Linked DNA regions of Mus musculus: all the other regions are linked to region 3. The links are chromatin loops, found by intact Hi-C in ENCODE. Cell type or tissue: heart. All regions are shown on one strand.

Region 1 (8,000 bases), 120 kb before region 3:
AACAGCAGGTTACATTAGTGCATGTGTATAGCCAAACACCTTCAAAGTAGTGATAAAAGTTTACATGCAAGCTTAAAAGACTGTCTCCCTGAAAGTGCACTCTTCAGATAGCTAAAACAAGGTTACGTAGTTGGAAATCCTGAATGGGATATTCGCAGCCGATACACAAAAGCTACAATTTTATCTGATCTACATAAAAGAATTTTGCAAAGATTTCCTCTGAAGGAAAGCATTAGTGGCCTACAAATACGCCTGAAAGTAACTGCTTTAAACACTGTATTATCAGATGTAGACCACAATGAGAGGCTTTTTATTTAATTAATATTCATTACCAAGACACTGATGATCCCTTCCAAATTATCTGTCACTTCTTTCATTTAGTACAGTGCCTCAGGCCACAGTAATAAATAAACCAGGGCCCTTATAATCTAAAACAGCATATTCATGAATATTCATTTGAAACCAAAGATTCAAATGATGAGAGTAAATCTTTTTCCCAATATACCCAAGAATGGCATGTGGCTAACGCCACTCTACACACATGGGGATGACATTAGTTCCTTGCACAAACATATGCTTTAGCATTAGGGCTTGCTTTTCTCCCTAAATACTTGTTGAAAAGAGCTGCTATAGGGGGGTAAAAAAGAAGCATTAGTCAAATTTAAATATAATGGGTATCTTATCAATTACAGTAAGAAATAACTGGGAAACTAGGCAGCTTGACTTAACTTAAAATCCAGAAAAGGCATGTTTCTCACATACTCAGTTAGTAGTATCCCAATATAAGCAAAACACAAAAAAAAATTACGTAGAGCAGCAGCTTTCAACCTGTGACCACTCAACCTGTGAGCACAACTCCTTTAGAGGTCAAATGACCTTTTACAGCGGCTACCTAAGACACAGATATTTACATTAAAATTCATAACAGTAGCAAAACTACAGTTATGAAGTAGCAACAAAAGAATTTTATGGTTGGGGGTGACCACAATGTCAGGAACTGTATTAAAGGGTCACAGCATTAGGAAGGTTGAGAAGCACAATGCTAGAAGTCAAATACTGACTGTATGACTTAATGGGAGTACTGCCTCATGTCTAAACTTCCTATGTAAAAAGGGGACCAAAACCAAACCAAACCAAAGCAATCCACCTTTGGGGCTTGAGTGTTATGTGAGATGTATAAGGAGAAGGCTTCCCATTTGTCATGGCTCCTTGTGTCATAACTCCTCCATCTCGTGTACAAATCATTCTAGGTCCTGAGGACTATGCCACCAACAGCCATGACCAAGCAGAAAAAGAAAAGGTCACAGAGAAATATAAAATATCAAAAATAAAACGGGCAGGCACGGCCAAGCACACCTGTGGTCCCATCACACGGGAAGCTGAGGAAGGAGACCGACATGATTCTGAAGACAGCCTGGGCTATGGAGTGAGAACCCGGCTTAGAACAAAAACAACAAAAAGCATACCCAATTTTCGAAGAATCCGTTTGCATTCATCCCTGCTGAGATCCAAAAGGGTTGGCCACACAACAGGCATTGCTGCTTCTGTCTGGTAGCCCCAAAGAGCTTGTCCTCCCTATCAGAGGAAAAACAAATCACATTACCAATGTATACGCAAGGATATAGAAAGCCTTCGACTGGCTACAAACTAAGATTGAAAAGATAACTCATACCATTTTCATCTCCACACTCCAGCTCCTGACAAAGGAAAAAAAACACCATTTGAGAGCACAATGACCCAGCTCATACTAACAGGGGAAAGAACAGGTTTTAAAGTCAAACACTTCTTGGTTCCAGTTCCAGCTTTACAACATAATTAGTTGTTTCATCCTTGTGAATTGGCCTCTCTGAACCCAATTTGTATGCCTTTATTTTAAAAAAAAAAAAAAAAAAAGTAATCCCAAGTTTGTTTCAAGTATTATTTAGAAAACAGGGCAAGCCAAGTTCTGTCATAGTGGCTGGCATATGACTTGCCAAACAGACTCTACCACCTGTGCAACCTTGGACAAGTGATTTGACCTCTGCCAGTTTCCTTAATAATAAGTTAGGAGATAAAATAAGCAAACGGTGGAGCATGTCATTTGGATAAATGAAACTCAATAACTCTTTTCTCAAGTTTTGGCAGTAAAAAAAGAGTCATTTCGACCAGTTACCAAAAGTTTAAAAGCCTAGAATTTCGCACTGTGAATTCCTTGGTCAAACAAAACTACACTACAGGTTGAGAACTCAGTAGATCTTCCTTAACATCTGTTAAACTGATAAATGGATGGTCAGCAGCAGAGTAGAATGAATGAATGAGCCAGCCTAAGAGTCAAACACTAAACCGATATGACTCTTCAACTGCGTTCCAGGCTCTGGGTTGCTAACTCCAACTCTTGGCCTCAAGTGGAGCCCCCTTCCCCCTACTTCCCATAGTCCTCTGAGCTCAGAACCAACTCTGAGCGAGCCAAACTGGATGGCGCGCCCCAGCTGGCAGGATGACATAAAGAAAGGGGGTGGAGAGGAGGAAGGGGCAGAGCCAAAGGAATCCGCTCGCTCCCCAAGCCAGTCCCCGCCTCCCGGTAGAATCTCGGAGGCGGCCGGCGACCGCCCGAATCGGGTACCACGTCACGGCATCCCAAAGCATCCCCTCCAGGGAAACGCACGGCGGGGCCGCACAGCAAAGGAAAGCCGGGCAGCAGAAGCCGGAGCGTGCTCCCGGCACCGGGGTCGCACCGACTCCGTCCCCCGCTCAAGTGTCAGCAGGCAGCCCGCCCCGCCCCCTCTCTAAACACGCACTCGCTCACAGCACCACAACAAGAGCAGCCCGCCCGGCTCCTCGCCCGCGCGGCTCCGAGCGGGTTCCAATGTCAAGCCCGCGCCCCCGCGGCCAGCAGCCAGTCTTGGGAACCCTGGCCAGCGTCCGCGCCTCGCGCACTCCTCAGCGGAGACGACAACGGAGAAAAAGCGGGGGCACGGACAGACAGTCAGACAACCCGGAGTCGCCTCGGGGCTCCTAGACCTCGACCTCCGGCGTCCCATCACCAGGCATGCCGGAGTCGCCCTCAGTCCACTTGAGGGAGCCCCGCGATCCCGTTAGGAAACAACGGAGGATGGGGCTGACCGACCCAAGCCGGGCTCCCCGTGCCTGGCCAAGCGCTCCCCTACCCTGGATAGCCTGCCAGCTTTTCCCAGGACCCTGCCTGAGAGACACCCACCTGCCCGGCCTTTCGGGGCTCATCTAAAAGGCTCCTCCGCCAAGACTAGGGGACACCAGGAATTAGGTTTGTTTGCGGTGCCTCAGAAGGGGCAAGATGGCGACAGATACCAGAGCGCAGGCGCAGGCGCGCGCGGCTCGCCGGGAGGTGTAGTTCGCCTTTCCCGCCTTTTGAGAAACGAGCACTCAAAAGCCTCCATTCTTCCTGTCCCTTTTCCTCTGCCTTTTGAAAGGAAAGGGCGGACAACGCGGGTCCTAGTGGGAGTTGTAGTCCGAGTCCAACCTCGCTCCTCTTTCTCTTGCTGCTTGCTGGTCACATGCGCAAGGAAGTCTGGGAGTGTAGTTCCTTTCGGCTTCTACATTACCCTCCAGTCTCCAGCTTCGCGCGCCTATCCTCCGGTCTTTCCCAGCCAATCAGCTGCTCTTTCGGCTGTACGTGTGGCGTCACACGTAGCGGTCAAGATGGCGTCTGTAATTGGAGCTGAGCTTCGACCTTTTCACTCTAGCGAGGGTTGGGATGAAAAGAACACAGCTTGGTCCCTGATGCCCAGTTGAGGATTAAGATCTGGTTCCGTAGACGCTTGGGAGTAGTCATCAGCGTCTTCCAGCCACCCAAACGACAACTCAAGAAAGGTTATCCACTACGGAGAGAGAAGACCTCACAGTGGCCCGTACACCTTTCTCGGTGTTAGGAGTTGCAAGTGGAGGAAAGGAATCCGAGCGGTCTCAGCTTGGAGTTACGCCATGTACGAAGTAGGAGAGGTAGTGATATCTCGTGCAAAATCTGACAAAGGGAAGAAGGGACTTACTTGAGGCACTACGACATGGTAGGTTCACCATCAGCCTTTGTTCTTAACCACACAATGTTGTGGAGGCCTTGTGCCCCTATTTTACAGATCGATAGGGACCCAATATATTGTTTCTCTGATCCAAGAACTCAAAGTTAATTTCTAGTATTATAAATCCCATCGAATTTTGTTGTGTCCTCCCTCTAAATAAAGAACTCTGGTAGCATCGGATGCAATGAAAGTGCAAATCTTGAGGAATTGTTAGTGTGCATCCTTCTGTTAGCAGATTCCCGTGAAAACTAGGGTAACCACTGGGAGGACATCTAGCTCAATGGCAGATTGCTTGTCAAGTATGTGCAAGACCTGGAGACCTGAATCGGATTCCTAGCACTAAGGGATGTTAGGATGGACACACGAGAAAAACTACCCTGTGGGAATATTAAGATACACAACGTGAATGAAAGTTCTTTTCCTAGTTCATTATGAATTACATTTATAATCTCAGCACTGTAGAAGTGGAAGAAGATGAGGAATGCAGGGTCAGACTGGACTGCAAGAGACACCGAGACCAAAACAAGAAAAAAGAAGAAGTTTTTAAGTAAATTGTGAACCACTGCATATGAGTCTACTCCTGCTCCTGAATGGAGCTGTAGGTTAGTCAGAAATAAAAAGGACCATTTCCTATACAGCTCTCCTGGCCTTCTTATTGCACCCTATTTTGAGGTCAGTTTCTTAAGAATACCTTGCAAGGTAGTAAATTAAGTCTTCTCGAGACAGGAATCAAAGGTGTACACCACCACCACCTCACTGGTAAATTAAGTTTTAATAGGAGGTTTTGTAATTTAACAGACATTCTATGATTTGACTCTTGCAGCATCTCCGTGAGACAGGCGTAATTAAGCTTCACCACTCTATAAATGGGAAAGCACAGTTGTTCAGGAACTGGTGAACTGAGAGGGTTCACATAGTAGAGCCCTGTCTCTAAAGAGCTGGAGAAATGGCTCAGTGCTTAAGAGCACTGGCCTCTCTTCCAGAGAAGCTGGGTTCTATTCCCAGCACCCATATGGCTCACAACCATTAATTCAGTTACAGGAGTACCTTAGGCACTGGACACATGTAGTATACAGATATCCACGCAGGCAAAATACCCAGACACCGAAAGTAAATCTTTTAAGACAACAAAAACTTTTACAGTAAGTCAAAAATAAGTGACAGATTATTAGAGTTGACCCTCCATCTCTTACATAATAGGTCCTTGGTACGGGTTAAAAAGCATCCCTAAGGTCCCACATAAGTAGATTGATAAAACAAGAATTTAAGTTTTGGCAGCCTGGGGTTGACGAGAAGGTTCAACAAGTGTTGTGTGTCTGTCTTGCAAGCCTGATGACCTGAATTCAATCCTCCAGTGATAGTGGGAGAACTGGCTTCACAGAAGTTTCCTCTGATCTCCAACGTACACACACACACACACACACACAATGAGAAAACTCTACCTGTTATATATAGGCAGCTTGGTCCTAGAGTCTACCTTCAGCCAGTAGTACCTCTCAAGATTTAATGTTAGCAGGAACACATGAAGGTAGGTCCTGGTAAAATGCAAGTTTTGAATTTCGTAGTTTGGGGATAGGGCCAGATCCTGTTTCTAAGAAGCTCCCAAGTCTCAATGCTGCTGACACTACATACCACTTTACACCTTCCCTTTCTCTTAGCCGTTTTCTTTTTAAAGAATTTATTTATTTATTATATGTAAGTGGACCTTTGGAAGAGCAGTCAGCGCTCTTAACCACTGAGCCATCTTGCCAGCCCTCTCCTAGCCATTTTCATTACTTGGTTTTTGTTTGTTGTTGTTTGGAGTCAAGGTCTTACCATGTATCCTAGGCAAGCCTCAAACTTGAGACCCTCCTGAGGATTACAGGTATGAACCAAAATCCCTACTGTCCTCTCTTAAGCATCAGACTCAAAACTACAGCTCTCCCTTACATCGCATAAAACTTACCTAGCCCTACCAGTCCCATGTCTATTTCCACACTTTTTTTTTAAACAAGTAATTTATACTTTTTTTTTTCCTTTCCCCCCTTCCCTTCTCCCTCTTGCTCCAGCCCTGCTTGCTCCAACCCATAGGCTGTTTTATGTTTGTTTGTTTGTTTGTTTGTTTGTTTTAATTTGTTTCTCATTACGAATGGTTATGAGCCACCATGTGGTTGCTGGGATTTGAACTCATGACCTCCAGAAGAGCAGTCAGTGCTCTTAATCACTGAGTTATCTCACCAGCCCCTATTCCCACATTTACCCTGTTAAATAGAAAAAGAAAAAAAAAAGTTATGGTCATTTGTAATTCCCTGGCTAGAAAAGAAGCTCTCTATGAAGAGGGACCAACCAGATATATTCATTTTGTGTGTGTGTGTGTGTCTGATGCACAAAATAATAGCTATATGCATACAGATTTTTCTATTCTAGTTGCTTTTCATAGATTAGCTTCCTTAATCAATACAATAACCTGATAGTAACTATATTACTCATGGTTCTCTAGAGGAACAGAACTGATAGAATGAATAAATTAAGTATATATATTTATATAGATGGGATTCATTAAAATGGCTTACAGGCTGAAGTCCAGCTACTCCAACAATGGCTATATTCTAACAGAAGGTCTAGGAATCCAGTCATTGTTCAGCTGGATTGTGGATATCTCAGCTGGTCTTCAGTATATACTCTAAAATCCCAAGGAAGAAGGCTGTAATGCCAGTGAAGGAATAGACTGGCTAGAAGAGCAAGCTTTCTTCTCCCTGTCCTTTATATAAGCTGCTAGCAGAAGGTATGGCCCAGGTTAGAGGTAGCTCTTCCCACCTCAAATGATCCAGATTAAAAGTGGGTCTTCCAAGTTCCAGAGATGTGGTTAAGAAAAAAATCCTTCACAGGTGTACCAAGCCTCTTGGGTTTTAGTTAATTCCAGATGTAGTGAAGTTGACAACTAAAAAAAGCCATCAAGTAGCCATTTTGTGGCTGAAAAAAAAACCAAGGTACAAGTTAAATACCATGCATAAGATAAGAGATTAGTAAAGTAGCAAAGCTATGATTTCAGAATTAACTCCCAAGGGGGAAGTAAGACCTGCTAGACCTTAGTGGTCACAATTGCCTAGTCTGGGAGAATGCTTAGGGATAGATAGAATACCTGCCTTAACTATTCCTTGCTTAACTAAGCAGCTAAGTAAGCATTAAACCTGACTTCCGCAAGATCAGAGGCCTGCCGTGGGAATAAAGATGTAACTCAGCAGTATAGAGCACTTGCTACTCTTGTAGAGGACCACAGTTTGCTTCCCAGTACCCATGTGATGGCTCACAGCTATCTAGAACCCCAGATCTGGGGGATCTGGTACCCTTTTCTGAACTTAGGCACCAGACACACATGTGATTCACATACATGCATGCAGACAAAACACACAAACACAAAATAATCAAAAATGGGAAGAGATTTTCTTTTTAATTATGTGTATGTGACTCTGTGTTTGTTTACATGAGTGCAGTGTCAGTGGAGGCCAAAAGAGGGCATTTAACCCCTTAAAGCTGGAGAATTCAGTTAACTGAATTCTGGTCCTCTGCAAGACTTAAGTGGTGAGCCATCTCTCCAACCACAACATGGCTCACTTCGACATTTAAGGAGAAAAGAGTCTAAAGAAGTAACAGCAGGACTGGCCTTCTGGTTACTGTACTTTCCACTGTGCCATCCTGCCCTTAGACACTTACCTTAAAGTATGCCAGTCTAATGCAGCCAAGGGATATACTGAAAACTGGACTATTGAGACCAAAATCAGCAAACTATGGAATAATTGGAATAATACTGAAAAGAAAGAAAACAAGGTAATTAAGTGATAATTATAATTAACATTTCTGTAATCAAATAGTATCCAACAGCTTCAAGCAATCTAGAGTGGCCTCAGAAAGGACAGTGAGACATCTGGCCACTGCTTCATCAACTACATCCATTCACCCTCCGTATCTTCTGTTTCCTAAATAGCT
Region 2 (8,000 bases), 130 kb before region 3:
GTACCAATCTACGTCCTTCGATGGACCACTCTGAAGAACTATTAGGTCCAGACATACTAAATAAAAGAAAAAATGCTGCTACAAGGGTTCACAGTTGCTAAAAAGTGAGTCAGACACACGCAGCCTTTTCTTGTTAAATGACCAGAAGGGCCCTGATTCTGGAGAAGCTCCTTTCTAAGCAAGCAGGTCACACTTAGGAACATTTAAATTCGAGGAATGCCACGCACTGACGTTCCTACACACCATATTCTATAATCTGAATCCTACAATGAAGACACTTCTTTTCTATGCTTTAAAAATAAAAACTGATACTGACCTATGAAATTGGGTTTCATGAATGAAAATAAATATTTCTACTAACTTTTAAATTTTATTTTTTAATTATTTCAAGAAACTAAAAGCATTGAGTGTTAAGAATCAGATTTTCCTTTATAATTAAGGATGAAGTTCAATGAATCTTTGGAAAATTCCCTAACTGCCCGCATGGCCAGAGATTCTAAAGGCTTTAAAACATGGAAAACTGAGGCAGTAAACGAGAGGAGTTAGTAGGGTGGAAGATGGCTGTATACAACAGCAGGCATCACTGATAATATTCACTGTATTTTTATATTATTACCCTTCCTGGGGTTTTGGGGGTGGTGGTTGTAGTTGTGGTTGTTGTTGTTGTTGTTGTTTTAAGAGCAGATCTGAGGATCCTAAAAGAAATCTACCATTATTTTACTTTATTTGTCTGGTATACCCTGGACTCTAAAAGGCACTTGTGGCAACTGAACCCTCTCTAAGACATTATTAAATAGTCTCTCTTCCTTAAAACTTCTTCAGAACGTTTTGTTTGAGAAATTAAACCAGAGGTTAAAATACCAAAAGATAGCTGCCATATCTCTCTCTCGGCTTCATGAAACATCCTCATGTTTAGTGTCAAGGTTTAAAATTAATCTAAAAACAACTGGTTTTCTTCACTAAACTAGAAATAGAAGTTTTGTGAAACCACAGATTCTATAGCCCAGCCTAGAGCTTTAGACTTTATACCCAGTGACTCTTCAGATTCAGACCCCAAATCCTTTGTCAGTGGGCAGTGAAGTGCTTCCATGATGATGGTGGTGATGTTGACAGTGATGGTGTTGTTAAAATCAACTGAAGGCATGTTACATGTCAGGCACTGCTCTACATCTCTTACTGTCTTAACTCAGTTCTCTCAACAATCCTATGAAGTTGATAGCATCAGCATCTCCACTCTCTAGAATGAGAAACCGAATCACACAGAAGTTAAGTAGCTTGCCTTGGGCCACACAACTAATAAATGTTTCCTTCAACAAGTATGTATCATGCTTCTGTAATTATTTGTCATATCATAAACATAAAGAATAAAAGTTTCCGGGTAGGTTTTATGGGCAGGTTTACTTTACACCAATTGAGAATTATTGCCTAATTACTGCCAATTTTTGCTGAAGAGAATAAATTACAACTTAAAAAGGATTTAAAACAGGCATGATAGCACAGGCCTTTAGCCTTTAATCCCAACACCCCTTGGCAAAAGTAAGCAATCTTGTAAATCTTGGTGAGTTCAAGGTCAGCCTGGTTTACATAGTTAATTCCAGGCCAGCCAAGGATATATAGTGAAATCCTGTTTCAAAACACTGAAACAAAACATTGTCTCAAAAAAGAAAGATATGAAAGAAAAAGGATTCAAGTTCAAGAATCCAGTTGTGTTACCATAAAAATATACACAAACTCTTTCGTAACTTAAAGCAAATCCTACGGAAGAGAAGGAAAGGTGGACATCCTGAGGCATCAGGAGCCTCACGGATATGTCACATAAGCTCCATCTTAATACTAGTGCAGAAACAAAGAATAGTACAGACAAGATAAAGACAGAAAAGCATCATTACTAACTGCTAAATGAAAACTTTCCAAAAGCTAGCATTTCTTGTTACACTCCTATTCTGATACCATTTTATTAGACTATCACTGATAAACCTGTTTGGTATGAGTTTACCACACAAATAAAGTGACTTCTACACTTACCTGGTGTACTATTTAAATGGTGGCAGTTATTATAAATTTAAAAATATGAAGCACATGGACATGTGCTACGGAAAAGATGAAGCTTGCAGTGCAAAAAGACACAACTGCAACTTTTAGGAAGAATTATGTCTTCCAAATGTCCACTCATGCAAGCATGCTCAAATATTAAGTGAATGAGAAATGAAGTATCATGTTAGAATTAGGTCAAAAGTTCCTATTTGCTTTAGTAATAAAACTGTAAATATCTGTTAGCTGAACAAGTCATCTAAGTAAATTTAGAAATTAAGTATTGCACCTGAGGGTTTCACAGGTCCCCTCAGTATGCACACTTGCCTAACTCTCTAATCATCCAAAGAACACAAGGAAGGTGCAGACCCTGCTCTGCTCCCTGCTCTGAGAAAGCCACATACTAATAAGCTACAATGGGGAGCAGTTAAGAAAATCTGTATCCTCACACAGCAGCACAGCATTCTGGGAATATCTGACAGTAGGCAGAAGTGCCAAGATCTGATATTCCAGACTATCATTTTAGTCTAATTGTAGAGACACTGAGGACTGGGCTAAGCAAAACATTTGAAGCATTAATATTGTCATAACTAAGAACTCAAGATACAGTAACCAAGGACAAGCACTTCCCAGCCAGGCCTTGGAGTAGGGCCTTCAGCATGGTTCTCTTGGGGCCAGGTCCCTTACTCCTTTTGTTCCCCTTCTTTCCTGCTCAATCCTCTCAGCTTTCCCACCACCTTTCAAGTACATTCTTTCCGAGTCACACAGCAATTTCAAGGGAGGGAGGGAGGAAGGGAGGGAGGGAGGGGGAGGGGATGCAGTCAGCTCAGATGCATTCCTCTAGCTGTTTTTACTGACTAAAACCCTCATAGGCCATCTTCAGGTCTAGGCCCCACTGCTATATCTGAGGACAAGGAAGTGTCACCAAGCCTCATTCCCTAACTCTTAGCTCAACAAATAAATACAACAGCCAGCTAAACTAAAACCACAGTAAGAAATAAATATTAAAATCGGAGTAGAAAAAGACCTAAGCTTTTTTTAAAAATTATATACTGAAGTAAATTCTTTTCAAAAAAGGCAATTCATATATTAAAGAAATCAGAAAGAAAGGGAAGGGCAGAGAAAACAGGTGAATAGAAGCCAACTCTCAATTATCCATGCTAATGGAGAGAGGAAGGAAAGGGAGAGGTCACATAGATTAAAGAAATCCACATATTATCCAAAAATTATTTTAGCAAATACTAGTAAATTCTTGAACCCATTTTTTTTTCAGGCCAACTAACAAGTAGTGAAATGAGTTATAAAACTTTCACCTCCTCTCCCTTCCCACCCTCTGACTAGAGATATTCCCAAGCAGCGAAATGGCTAAAGGTCGGGCAGTATTAGGAAGGTGAGAGGGGAAGAGAAGAAGCAAGGGGCATGGTTAATTCATAAATGGAGTATGTGCCCCTGAATAATTGAGAGCGTCAATTTGGAAATAAATACAAGAAAAAGCCTGAAATAATAATAACCTATTTGCATACCTGTAACTTGGTCTTTCACCCAAATATAAGGATAAATTCATTCTTAAAAGGGGAAAAAAGGAAAAGGAGACTAAATAAATGTTATCCTTTTAGAATGACACTGACGCATCAACTTACAACTCATTGCCCCATAATACCACTTGAATGCATCTAAGGTATTCATTGTCTATTATCTAGCGCACAGTTTCCTATGACCAGTCCCCAAGTTAGAATCCAGACCCAGTTTAAAGTATTCCGATTCAAAAGTCTGAAGCAAATTCAAAAAGGGACACATTAAATTTGAATGTTTCAACTATGTTAGCCTGACAGTGAAATACTTGCCGTCTCTACAGAGAACTTCTAAGTTTCTACCATACAAGTCTATAAAGAATCTGAAACTTACAGAACAAAGAGCAAAACATTCAAACTACACTGTTAAAGAGGTGAGTACCCCATTCTATGTGTTAAGCAAAATGAGGGACAGTGAAGTACAAGAAGCCAACAGACCGTGTAATCAATTCAAATTCTGCCAAATGCCTTATGTCATCACATTATGGTAATGCGCTGAGTTCTCTTTCCTTTAGTTTTATGTCAATTAAAACATAAAAGTTAAAACAAATGGAGGATACTTTAACGTTTTATGAAATATTTCTATTATCACTGAAAGTACTCCTTCCCGGTCTTCTCTGTTCTTCAGGAGGCACTACCTCTCTATAACTAATGCCTGATTCTGCTCTCAGTCCTCTACCACCCTGGACCCAATCTCTCAGCTATGATGATCTGAAAACAATCTCTAAGAAGTCTTTATCATTTTACTGTGTTTGCTTTTTAAAGTACATTAAGTTATATTTATATTTCTTAAAAAGAACATACATTTTATAATTTTTTCTAAGACTTGAAATATCTATCTGAAATAATTAGAGCCATATGAAAATTATAATGCCTATTTATAAAGCAATACCTATATCAAATACCATTACAAGAAACCTGTAAGCACCTTTCAATTTTAGGAAGTACACTTCTTTGTTACTGAGCTGTGCTCCCTGTGCTCTTGGATCATACAGAGATTACCTTCTAATAGGATCTGACCTAAGTTCTTTAAGCTTCCCTAACAAAATGCAAAACAAAAACAAAAAGTAATCAATGGAATAAACAGTAATTGCTATGGATGGGCAGGCCTCTGAGTAAAGAGTTATTATTAAGATAAAAGGCTCAGGGACCTGCCACACAAAAGGAAGACTGTCTCAAAACTACTTTATACTACATCATTTAAAAAATCAGGGGTGGTAGACTAATGGCTTACTTATGTGCAATTGTTGTTAACCGTTCATCGTTTACTGCTCTCCGAACTTCAGCACGGTGGCGCTCTGTTGAGATGCTATGAAAAAAAATAGCCATTATAGAACTCTGCCAAGCAGGCAGCTCTTCTCTACACTTTTATTAATGTTTAAGTCAACATCTTTTGGGGGCTGAGGATTACTTTGCCTAATGTGTATCTTCAAATGTTTCAAAGTCATAGGAAAGATTTCATATTGGTTCTGTGTAACTGAGGATTATGTATCTGTAAATCCCAGAAAGACAAACTCAACCCGATATGCAGATTTTCCCATCTGTGAAAGAGCAGGCAAGACTTCCCGTTAGCGAGCATAGAAACAGGTGCAAGGTCCTCCTTATCTCAGGACTGCTGGCAGGAGGACTGAGCACTTAGAAGAAAGTCTTCTAAGGTCTTTTCCAAGGCTGAAGAATCTAATAATTCTATGTTCAATGACTACAATAAAAGCAGTAAGAGTGGCCAGATACTGTTTCTTGTGAGTACATGCAATGAAACGTGTCTCAACTTTAGCTACGTGCTTTCTACACTATGTTACCAATGGTAAAATGTACATATATTAAACACTGATAAATGAAACAATTTTTAAAGACATCCATTATATTCATAAATACCCAATAAAGTAAATACCACTCTTCTTATATTCTTTAGTATTTAACACTAAATTTATACCATGGATCACAACACTTAAGAACTAAAAGCAGAATTTACGAGGAACATAAATAACAAAAAAATAAGACTGAGAATCTTAATTACACTCCTATATTAATGTTAAGTAATAAGAGCCTCTCGCATCTCTTAACTTCTAAAAATAAAACAAAATTACTTTAAATGTAGAAAGCAAAAGAGTTAAGCAGAACATTTTCTGAGAAATCACAAGATATAAAAATGGATGGAGACGAAGCACCAAGGAAACCCTTTCACTAAAGTTGTCAGGTGACGTCAAGCTCCACCCAAGCTGAGATAAAGGAGTCAGCAGGGTTAAGGTGGCGGCTATATCTATCACTACTCCCCACTTACACGTTGAGGTATCTTGCTCATATCTCCTTCTTCCGATGATGCCACTTTACATCCTGATACTCAGCTGCACCAGCTCTTCTTTCTTTCGCCTATGTCAAAGGACCTCCCACCTGGTAACTCTCTGCCTGAAACCCTTTGATTGGCTTATACCACAGACTAAGTTTTCCCATTTTCTATAGCAGCAATCACACAACTAGAATAGGGCCTCTAAGTACCCAACAAACTGTTCTTCAATTTGAGAGTGAAAAGATGTAAACCCTACAAATTGAGATTTCAAGTCACATCACCAAAACTTTCATGACAAATTACCTAAGGACTTTTGAGAGCTCTCCAAGAAGATCTTTCTTTTCCTTGGTGAGGTCCCCTTGTGCCCGAAGTGCACTGATAACTCCAGCATATGCCTCCAGTTCTAGAAAAAGAAAATTATTTTATCAAGATAGGCCTTTAATTTTGAATAATGTGGCTATGCACTATTAAGATTTAGAGCAAGAAATCCCAAATCAACCAAATGCAAAATTTAGAATTCCTTTAAAAAATGTTATCAACTAAAAAGACTTAAATGTTAAGTTCATCATTTATATTGCTCTGTTATAAAATGTTATAAAATGTCTCATGGAGGCCGAGGGTATAAAATGCTTAGGAAAGAAAACATATTACTGAAGAATATTTAATCTAGCCAGACATGTTAGATCTTTACAGCTACAAAAACTACCATCCAAGCAAATAAAACACAAAAACTGCCATCCAAATAACTAATTAGTCCAGTGGTGTGTGCCAGCACTCACAAGGCTGAGGCAGAAAGATGGAGAGTTCGAAGACAGCCTGAGATATATAGTAAGAAACTGACTCAAAGAAATACAGGTAGGAGAGGTGATAGCACCTTAGTTTGATCCCTAAAATCTACTTAATAAACTCAAAGAGAAAGCTGGGAGGAGGTGGCAGATTCATTAATCCCAGCACTCAGGAGGCAGAAGTAGTCTCAGATCTCTTGAGTTCAAGGTGAGCCTGGTCTACAGAGTGAGTTCTGGGACAGCCAGGGCTATACAGTGAAACCGTGTCTTGAAAAACCAAAAGAGAAAAAGGAAAAAGAAAAGGAAAAAAAAAAAAAAAGCAGATATGGTAGTATATAGTTATATACAGTTATCACCCCGGTGTTAAAGGAAGCAGCGACAGGAGGACCCCTTAGGCTTGCCAGCCACTAAGCCAGCCCAGTCTACTAAAGTGAACAAGCTCCAGATGACAGACCTTACCCAAATAAAGACTAATCTAAAACACATAATTTTTTTTTTAGGTAGGTGATGCCTGAGGAACATTATTTGAGGTTGTTCTGTTTTATGCATGCATGTGAAGGAATATACAAATACACACACATGCACACGCATGCATAAAGATATAAACAGAAACTAGTAAATGTGGGCTAACTAATGAGACAATACATCTGCAGACTTCAAACTATACAATATGTAAACAGTAATCTCACTTGATTCATAGCGTCCACAATTCTGTCAAAAGGAGGCATAAAGGGATAAAGAGATGGCTCAACAGTTAAGAGTACTTGCTGCTCTTTCAAAGGACCTAGGTTCAAATACCAATACATACATAGTGGTTCCCTGAAAACCAACACTCTCTTCTGGCTTCCCTGATCTCCATGCACACGCGGTGCACAAACACACACGCGGGCAAAGCATCCATACATATAAAATAAAAATAAGGAAATCTTGTTTTTTTTTTTTAAGGAAGCCTTATATAGAAGAAATGGCTGAGTAAATGAAGCAGAAATGTCTAATTCCACTGAAATAGCCTGAGTGTGAACATCCTGTGTGTCGAGTGTGTTCTGAACAATATGCAGACACCACATGGAGTGTCAAAAGACAATGCTCCGATTCTCCAAAGGCAAAAACTCAGTTCCAAGAAAAACATTTCAGCTATGATCAGAGCCAGCCAAGATTACAAAAATGGTACTAGGAATAACCATCTTAGAATTCACTATATTAAATGTCTATGCCCCTATAAAATATTCTATTCAACAAATCAGTGTTGAGTCCTAATACACATATACTGAAAAGTGATAAGTTCTGCCCTCAAGTATTTAATTGCAAATGTCTTCAGGCAATTAT
Region 3 (8,000 bases):
CTGCCCCCTGTTTCACCTCTTGAGCGTGTATATACGAACACCTGCCAAGTGTCTTTGGTGACGATACATTCAAATATTTGCCACCTGTGGTTCAGCCCAACCGCAGGCCACTCAAGATAGGAACAGAAGGGAGAGTGGTGGGAGCCAGCAAGGAGAGGCCACAGAGGAGGGCCCTATCATCTTAGTGTTATATCCCTAGAAGCATGGGGCCAGAAGCATGGAGGGGTGTGCCAGGGAGTGAGGCCAGTCCTAGGCACGTTGGAACAACTAGAGATTGTCTGAGGTGGGCAAAGTTAGATGAGCTGAAGGGCTCCTGGTGAAGTCTGACTGAAAGCTGCAAAGTGCTGGTTATATTTGAGATGAACATTCCAAACCTTTCACTGTGGATCATTTAGAGCATACACAGACCGCACAGAAAAGCATGGAGATTCCCCCTTTATATACTACCCCAGTGTCACTGTCCGAGAAAAAGGTTACCACTTCCATTGCCAGTATGAAGCCATCATCACGTATAGCAACAGTTTTGACCCCAGCATCAGTTTATTTCTCTGGCACCCTGGTGCTCATGGAAAGCAAGACTGAAGGTGGTCTCTGGGGGCCCCTGGCCACATCAGGACCTATTCTGCCTGGGCGAGCATTACAGTTGTCCCTGAGTCACCAAGAAGCAGAGGAATTCCAACTTCTGAGCTCCAACTCTGGTGAGGAAGCCTGCCTGTGTATGTCTCCCTGTGAGGGAGGATAGTGAGCCCCACTTTACACATGGTAAAATGGAACCATAGAGACGGCATTCAGTGGCAAAAGTGGGTTGGGAAAGTGTGTCTGATTCTAAGCCCCACCTCAGTGTTTACCAATACACATCAAAGGGGGGGGATGCTGCTTGTTTTGATTGTCAAAGAGGTTTTAGGAAGCTAGGTACCTAATCATTGTCCTCTGACAGCCTGAAGGGTCTGCACAGGGCATAGTGTAGCACTCCACAGGGACTTGGAGCCTTCGAACACTGAACACTTATAATGGAAGACTGAGGCCGGGCTGGCCAGGGCTGTCAGGAGCAGTGTCAGGCAGGTGTCCTTCTCTAAGCACTAAGCTCTATGGGAAGACAACTAGTCGATGTCCCAGCCTGACCCTAACGTGCTAGAGATGTTCACACTGGAGAATCTCACCCACTCTCTGCAGTGATCATTCTGTCCACGTCTGTAACATGGGCTTGCGTCCATGGCCGAGTTTGCGTAGCTGAGATTTGAACCCAGGAAGGTGACTCCAAAGTTACCATGCTTGTCTCCACTCTTGATTGCTCTCTGATGTGCAAATGGCCTGAGGAAGGCTCTCCTTGATGTGGAGTCTCTCAGTCTTCTCCAGCCACAAAGGAGGTTTAGACAGACTATGTGCCCCTGACTCAAGAATTCTTCCTTGGGGAGATGTCAACTATGTCTGCTTCCTCCTTGTAAGGCCCCAACAACCAGATGAACAACCAAACGATTCTACTAAAGCTCACCAGAGGGAACCAAAGTGTCTATTAGGCTTACTTGTAACGCATCAGTGACCCCAAAGCAGCCACCCTGGAAAATCCACACCCAGCATGGATGATGGGTTCTCCAAGGCTACATAGATGTTGCACTCCCTATCAGACACCCCAGCCTGTGTAGTCTTGCTACTCTCAAGACCTTGAGGCCATGTGCAATTAGGGCAGAAGGGCATATAAGTGGCTGATAGGAGAGGCTGGATTGTCAGGCAAAGACCCAGTGACTCTCTACTCCCTCTCTGAGGGAATGTCAACAGGCACCAAGTTGGCTCTTCGTGGCAGATTGCAAGCTGGCACAGCTGATTGAGGAAGATGGCAGCTGTTTTGCTCAGAGAACCACATTTTACAACACTCCCATTTCAGCAGGGCTGGGAAGCAGGAGAGTCCAGCCTGCTGCCATCTCTCTGGCTCTGCTGAGATCCCCTTACATCCAGGGCATGGGCCTTAGCTCGGCCCCACCTGGCCCAGGTGGGCCTCCTAGTCCTGTTCACAGGGCCAACAGGCTGTAGTGTCTGCAGACCATGACCCCGCCCAGCAGAAGACATCTCAGTCACTCCTGCCAACATCCCAGTGCCTCGGTGCGCTTGACAGGTGGGCTGCCTGCCTCCTTGAGCCTTCCCCCGCCCCTGTGCCCCAGTATGAGCTAGAAAAGGGCTGGACAGTGTGGTGAAGGAGGCCTCAGATGGAGCTGGCTCTCATGCTCAGTGGACCTTCAGTGTTGCTGTGTGCCCTGGGCAAGTTACTAGGGCTTTCTGATAGTCCCTGGCTTCACCTGACCTTCAGCAGGTTCAGGAGCCAAGCTGTGCAGATAGGCTTTACCCAACTAGGTGCTGGGCAATGGGAGGGGCTTCTGCTAGACTTTGCTCTCTCCCATGACCCAATCCTCCCTCCCACCCTTTCCCACTGATCCTTGCCGTCACGTCACATTGACAAGGAATGCTTTTGGGTTTTTCAAGGACCATTGCCCCCACTCGAAAGCTGGCTCTGTACACATCCCACACAGGGAGCTCAGACAGCCCCAGGCAGGTGGCCCCTGAGGACCTGTCTGCCCAGCCTATAAAGTAGAAGCAAAGAGGCCAGGCAGGGAACTGCAGGGGAGAGAGGCTGGGGGGGGGGGGGAGAGTTGCTGCAGGGGATGCAGGGAGGGTAGAGAAGGCACAGAGGTTGGGTTTGATTTGCCCTACATCCCGGAGTGTGGGAATGCTTATAGATCTTCAGGTTGTATACCACACAGGGGCCAGCTGGGAGGCCCATGAATGTCCTACATCTAGATCCCCTTAGCCTCCCTCTGGGGCCTCCTAGACCTCTCAGCCACTCACTCCTTTGGGCCTAGGTGCTGCAAATTGGAATAGTGTATGGGTCAGAGTCGCTGAAATGCTGATGTACAACAACAGTCTTGTGTGGAGAGGTGCAGCCGGGGACTTTGCAGCCAGATAGTTAAAGGCTGAGCTTAGCCACTCTCCACTGTGTGGTATTGAGAGAGTCCATTGACTTCTCTGAGCCTCTGATTCCCAGCATTTAAACAGATTAAGGTATAAAACTGGCAGAGAAAAGCCCGCCAGTCTTAAACGCACAGCTCAAGCCCCTTGTCCATATATATACAGCCACACACATCTCTCTAAAAGTTCCCTTGTAGGGTTTCAGTTTCTTCCTGAGGCCTGTCACACAGTGGGTCCTGGGTCCTGCACATAGTGAGCCTGATGCATGAGGGCTGTTAGTTCTCACTCAAGTTTGCTTGGCAAGCTGCACCTCATTCTAGCTTCTCCACAAGCCTGGATTTTACTCCCAGAAAGCTAAGGCGAAATCAGGCAGTAGTCCTGGCTTGACTCTGTGGCCCAAGACAAGCCAACTCCCTTCTTTGGACCAATGAAGAGATTAGACTAGATGTTTTCCTGGGGCAGCCTAGGCTCTGTGTTTAAATGTTGTGGTCTGGGACCCTTGGTTGTTCCCACTCAGCCAGCGATGTGGCCTGGGCCTCTGAGTGGGTTGCATACATTGGGAAAGAGGGAGGGAGCTGCTTTTGCTTGTCAGCGAGCTGGGATAGTCCCTGGGGTGCACACTCAGAGCCCTACTCCACCCCAAACTGCACAAGCATTTTTAGAGATCCCTTTACCTCCCCGATGGCCCCTGACCCATTTCACATCTGTCAGGAAGGAATTGGGGGCCCCCGGCCTTTCCTCCCCTGTAACACTCCGGGGACACCCTCAGATCAGATGAGAGTGGAGGTGACAACAGAGAGAAGAATAAATCTTGAGACAAAGTCTTGCATTGCTCCACCAGTGTAGACTGATGCAGCTGAGAGCCATACTACCTTGAGCCAGCTAGAAATCGGAGGCGAGTAGCAGTCAAGGTCTGGATAGGAAGAGCTCATCCCCCAGGACAGCCCAGCACAGCCAGGGCCCCACATTCCAGCCACTGTCCTCTGGGCTGTCCCACCAGGAAGCCTTCAGCCTTGTTGGCGTGTGGGCACGAGTGCCCCCTGCTGGGCAAGTATATGCCCTGAGGATAAAACACTGTCTGAAGACAGGCAGGTGAAGGTTGGCATCTTGGCCTCCTCTTTCTCTAGTTGGTTGACTTTGGGCAAATTGGCAGCCACTGGCATCTTTGTATATGTGTTTGTGGGTGTGGAGGTCGCAGGTTAACATGGAATGCCTTCCCTTATCTTTCTTTCTGTTTTTTGAGACAAGGATTTTCATTGAACATTGGAGCTCACTGACTAGGTTAGGGGACCTGGCCAGTGAGTTCCAAAACTTGAGCTATCTCTGTCTGCCCTGAGGTTACAGATCTGGATCACAGTGCTTTGGTATTATATGGATGCTGGGACTTGTGTGGCAGGCCTTTACCAGCTCAGTCGTTCCCACACTTTAGAAAGAGAGAACTATCGCAAGCCGTCATCCAACTTCCACACATGCATTGTGACATGTGCATCTGTGTGCACACATATGCATGTGCACATACGAATACTTAACACAGATAAATTTAAAAAAATAAATGTAGTGAGAATTTTGGTTTCTTTGAAAACACAGAAGTATTATGGGAATATGTTTTCGTTTTAACCTCATGTGTGGTATGTGGGGCTACTTCAGACGGTCCGCAGCAGCTGACTATAATTTGCCCTGTGCTCTAGTGGTACATGATTTTGCCAGCTGCAGATAGTTTCTGCAATTGTGTGGTGTTTGGAAGTCTGGGGACTTTTGAGAGGATATTGAAATGCTAAGGCCCGGAGAGGGTGGGTCATTGGGTGGTGGTAGTGATGGGTCATTGGTTGGTTGCTGTGGGCGGCAATTTGCTAAGTAGTTGTGCTCAAAGAAGAAAAAGAAGAACTTAGATATCCCGACAGCAAAGATCAAACTTGGCCCAAGGAACTTGATGCCCCTAATCAACAGAAAGTAGTCTAACAATAATGCTGCTCCCAGCCGGGCACGGTGGCGCATGCCTTTAATCCCAGCACTTGGGAGGCAGAGGCAGGTGGATTTCTGAGTTCGAGGCCAGCCTGGTCTACAAAGTGAGTTCCAGGACAGCCAGGGCTATACAGAGAAACCCTGTCTCGAAAAAGAAAAAAAAATGCCGCTCCTTTCCTCCCCACCCCCTATCCTTTTCTCTCTCCTAGGTAGTGTTAGGGGATTGAAGGGCTAGAAAAAGGATGGAGAAGGGCAGCAGAAATAAGAAGCCACAAAGTTGCCAAAGTCTGACTACAGATAGACCTCTAAGAGGTAGAGCCTGTAAGAGGTCTCTTATTAGTTACTATGTCAAAACAATTGACTAAAGTGATTTATCTTGGCTTATAGTTTGAAGGTATAGTCGGTCCTAGTGGAGAAGGCATAGCAGCAGAAGTATGAAACACATTGTGCCTGCAATCAGGAACTGAGCCATGAGTGATTGTTCTTAGCCTGCTTTATCCTTTTTACCCAGTGTTGTGTTTTATAAAAAGATAGAGAGATAAGGAATGTGCTTGGTGGATGTGCAGTCAGGTGTAGGGAAAGGGGGTGGCTCTGCGGGGGCCATGCTGAGGCATCCCTTCCCCCGAGGGACCAGCCGCATGAATAGAGTTTATTCAGGGCATGGGGAGGGGAGTTGAGGGAGAAGAGACAGAGAAAGGCAGAGAGAGAGAGAGAGAGAGAGAGAGAGTAAGTAGAGAGTAGAGGCCAGCCACGAACACATGGAGAAGGGGGGAGGGAAATGGGGAGGGGGAAGCAGGAGCTGGGGGACAGAGCAGGAGCAAGAGGGAGAGGAGGGGGCAAGCAGCCCCTTCTATAGAGAGTCAGACACACCTGGCTGTTGCCAGGCAACTGTGGGACAGAGCCTAGACTAAATGCCAACACCTAGTCCAGCTCTCTAGCCCACAGGATGGAGATACCCCTATTCAGGGTGGGTTTTCCATCCTCAGTTAAGCCTTTCTGGAAACACATAACAGATGTGTATTTTCACAATGACGTTGTATTCAGTCAAGCTGACTGACGATTAGCCACCACAAGGTTATTACTGCCTTTCCTTTCTCTGGCCTTGTGTCTGGCCACGCGATCTCGCCTTTTCACAAGTGTCCCACCGCGTGGCATCTTCCGCCACTAAGGAGGTGATGCATCCAGAGAGCTGTTTGGATGTCTGCCCTTTAAAACCGAGAGCTAAAGAACTCTCTTCTCCTGCTTAGCTACTCAGCCACGGGTATTTCATTGAAAATGGAGAGTTAGCCGGGCGTGGTGGCGCACGCCTTTAATCCTAACACTTGGGAGGCAGAGGCAGGCGGATTTCTGAGGTCGAGGCCAGCCTGGTCTACAGAGTGAGTTCCAGGACAGCCAGGGCTACACAGAGAAACCCTGTCTCGAAAAACCTAAAAAAAAAAAAAAAAAAAAAAAAAGAAAGAAAGAAAGAAAGAAAGAAAATAGAGAGTTACTGAAGCTTTGCCCCGTCAGTGATCTGAATTCCTCTTTTATTCTAATGTAGTCACAGTCTAGGGATTAGCATGTGGACATCCTTGGAGTAAGAGGTCTGTCACTCCATCCAAATAATTCCTTCCTTGACCAGGACTGGGAGACTCTGATCTCTGTTCATCAGAAGAGCTGGTTAACGTTATGTGCCGGTGTTGTCTTCCTTTCCTGGTTCCTTCAAGTTTGAATGGTTACAGTGACTCAATTCTCTTTCTGTCAGTGTGGAATCATAGCTCATTGTAGACAGAAACTAAAGACTACAAATAAAGACTACAACTAACTTTGAAGGAAGAGAATATAAAGAATTCAGATATTCATAAATAGGTAATCACCAGTCTTTGCTTGATTCAGTTTGGGGGAGGAGAAGAGATGGGAAGGCATTATTCTGTGTATAAATAAAAGTATGTGTGATTGACGGTTAGCTGAGAGAAGGGTTACACCTGATCTTGCTCTGCTCATTCACACACACTGGTTCATTTATTTCCGGTAGAGTGTTCTCTAAACCCCAGTGCACGGCCAGCAGTGAGTCCTGAGCCTGGCAGTCATTGCCATAACTTCCTGTCCATAGGGACTTGTTCAGGAAAGAACATGTGACCCATCAGAAACTGTGGGATTGAATATTTGAATATCCATGAAGACTATTGAGAAAGGATCTTTCCGTCATATAACCATGGCAACCTTGAATTCTTGATCTTCCTGTCTCCATCTCCCAAGTGCTGGGATTACAGATGTGCACTGCCACACCCAGACATGTAAGCAAATTTTTTGTCAGTCTATGGCAATTTGATCACTGACCACAAATAATGTTCTGAAAGAGTCTGAAATCTGTAGAGACCTTTTATAGTCCCCGTCCCCCTCACTCCCCGCACTTAATCATCACCCAAAGTGTAGGAGATAAGGAATCTTAGCACTGGCTTATAGGTAAGAAGCACCGAGCCTGGGGAGAGGAGAGGAGATTGGTTCTTGGTCACATGCTCACTGTGCTCTGGCCAGAACATGTGTTTTCTTTCCCTTCTTGAGTGGCCTTTTGGGAACATATCCTTATCTTCAGAACAGGCTCTGAGAAGAAATGGGATGTGGGCATGAATTTTTCTACTGGAAGAAGGCAGAGGGGCATCTTAGCAGAAGGAACAATGTGAGCAAAAGCCAAGAGGTAGGAATGGAGGTTTGGCCTACTCAACGATGCCATGTGTGAACACATTTATAGTTGGACAGGCACTATGTGCCATGTTGAATAATTTGTACTTAAAAAAAAAAAGAACCCCCTGGCTGCCAAGAACAGATGACATAGAGGTGTCTGGAGAGGACTATGCTAAGCCCGAATGTAACCATGAGTGAGCACTCGAGGTCTTGAACTCAGAGAAGATAAAATTTTTGAATGAGGCTGTAGGGTCTGTCTGTCCTGAGTATTCCTGTCACTCTGAAGAGTGGTGTGCATGATGCTGGCATCCTGGGATGATGCTCTCTGTCTGTCTCAGACCCAGAGAAGAGGTGTGTTACTATCTCATCTTGAAATTAGACATTTGCATAGATGGGCTAAGATCCGGGGCTTACAC

Evidence for each region. Peaks named below come from ENCODE experiments on the same cell type or tissue, not always from the same donor. Only the 100,000 strongest peaks of a DNase experiment are listed, where the experiment ranks them.
Region 1: a loop joins it to region 3, with 6 times the contacts of the local background. A loop is called at or near these places in 2 of 42 quality-filtered maps.
Region 2: it touches region 3 in a loop (2.0-fold over the local background); 2 of 42 quality-filtered maps call a loop at or near these places.

Annotation. Positions count from the first base shown.
Region 1 is chr7:98,653,278-98,661,277 of GRCm38, forward strand. It overlaps Emsy (EMSY, BRCA2-interacting transcriptional repressor), which reads right to left and starts at 3,292. Exons shown (of 20, transcript NM_172280.2): 1 at 3,197-3,292; 2 at 1,467-1,575. The coding sequence starts at 1,536. In heart, a CTCF peak has its summit at 3,062 (motif pointing right); DNase peaks (open chromatin) are centred at 2,574, 2,794 and 3,494; H3K4me3 peaks cover 3,167 bases; H3K27ac peaks cover 2,486 bases.
Region 2 is chr7:98,641,613-98,649,612 of GRCm38, forward strand. It overlaps Emsy (EMSY, BRCA2-interacting transcriptional repressor), which reads right to left. Exons shown (of 20, transcript NM_172280.2): 3 at 6,193-6,292; 4 at 4,837-4,911; 5 at 3,555-3,596; 6 at 1-56. Among named protein-coding and RNA genes, the nearest start is that of Emsy, 11 kb to the right of the region's middle. In heart, no CTCF peak of the experiment used is centred here; no DNase peak of the experiment used is centred here; H3K27ac peaks cover 743 bases.
Region 3 is chr7:98,775,155-98,783,154 of GRCm38, forward strand. No RefSeq gene overlaps it. Among named protein-coding and RNA genes, the nearest start is that of Gm33720, 16 kb to the left of the region's middle. In heart, a CTCF peak has its summit at 4,001 (motif pointing left); a DNase peak (open chromatin) is centred at 3,997; H3K27ac peaks cover 986 bases.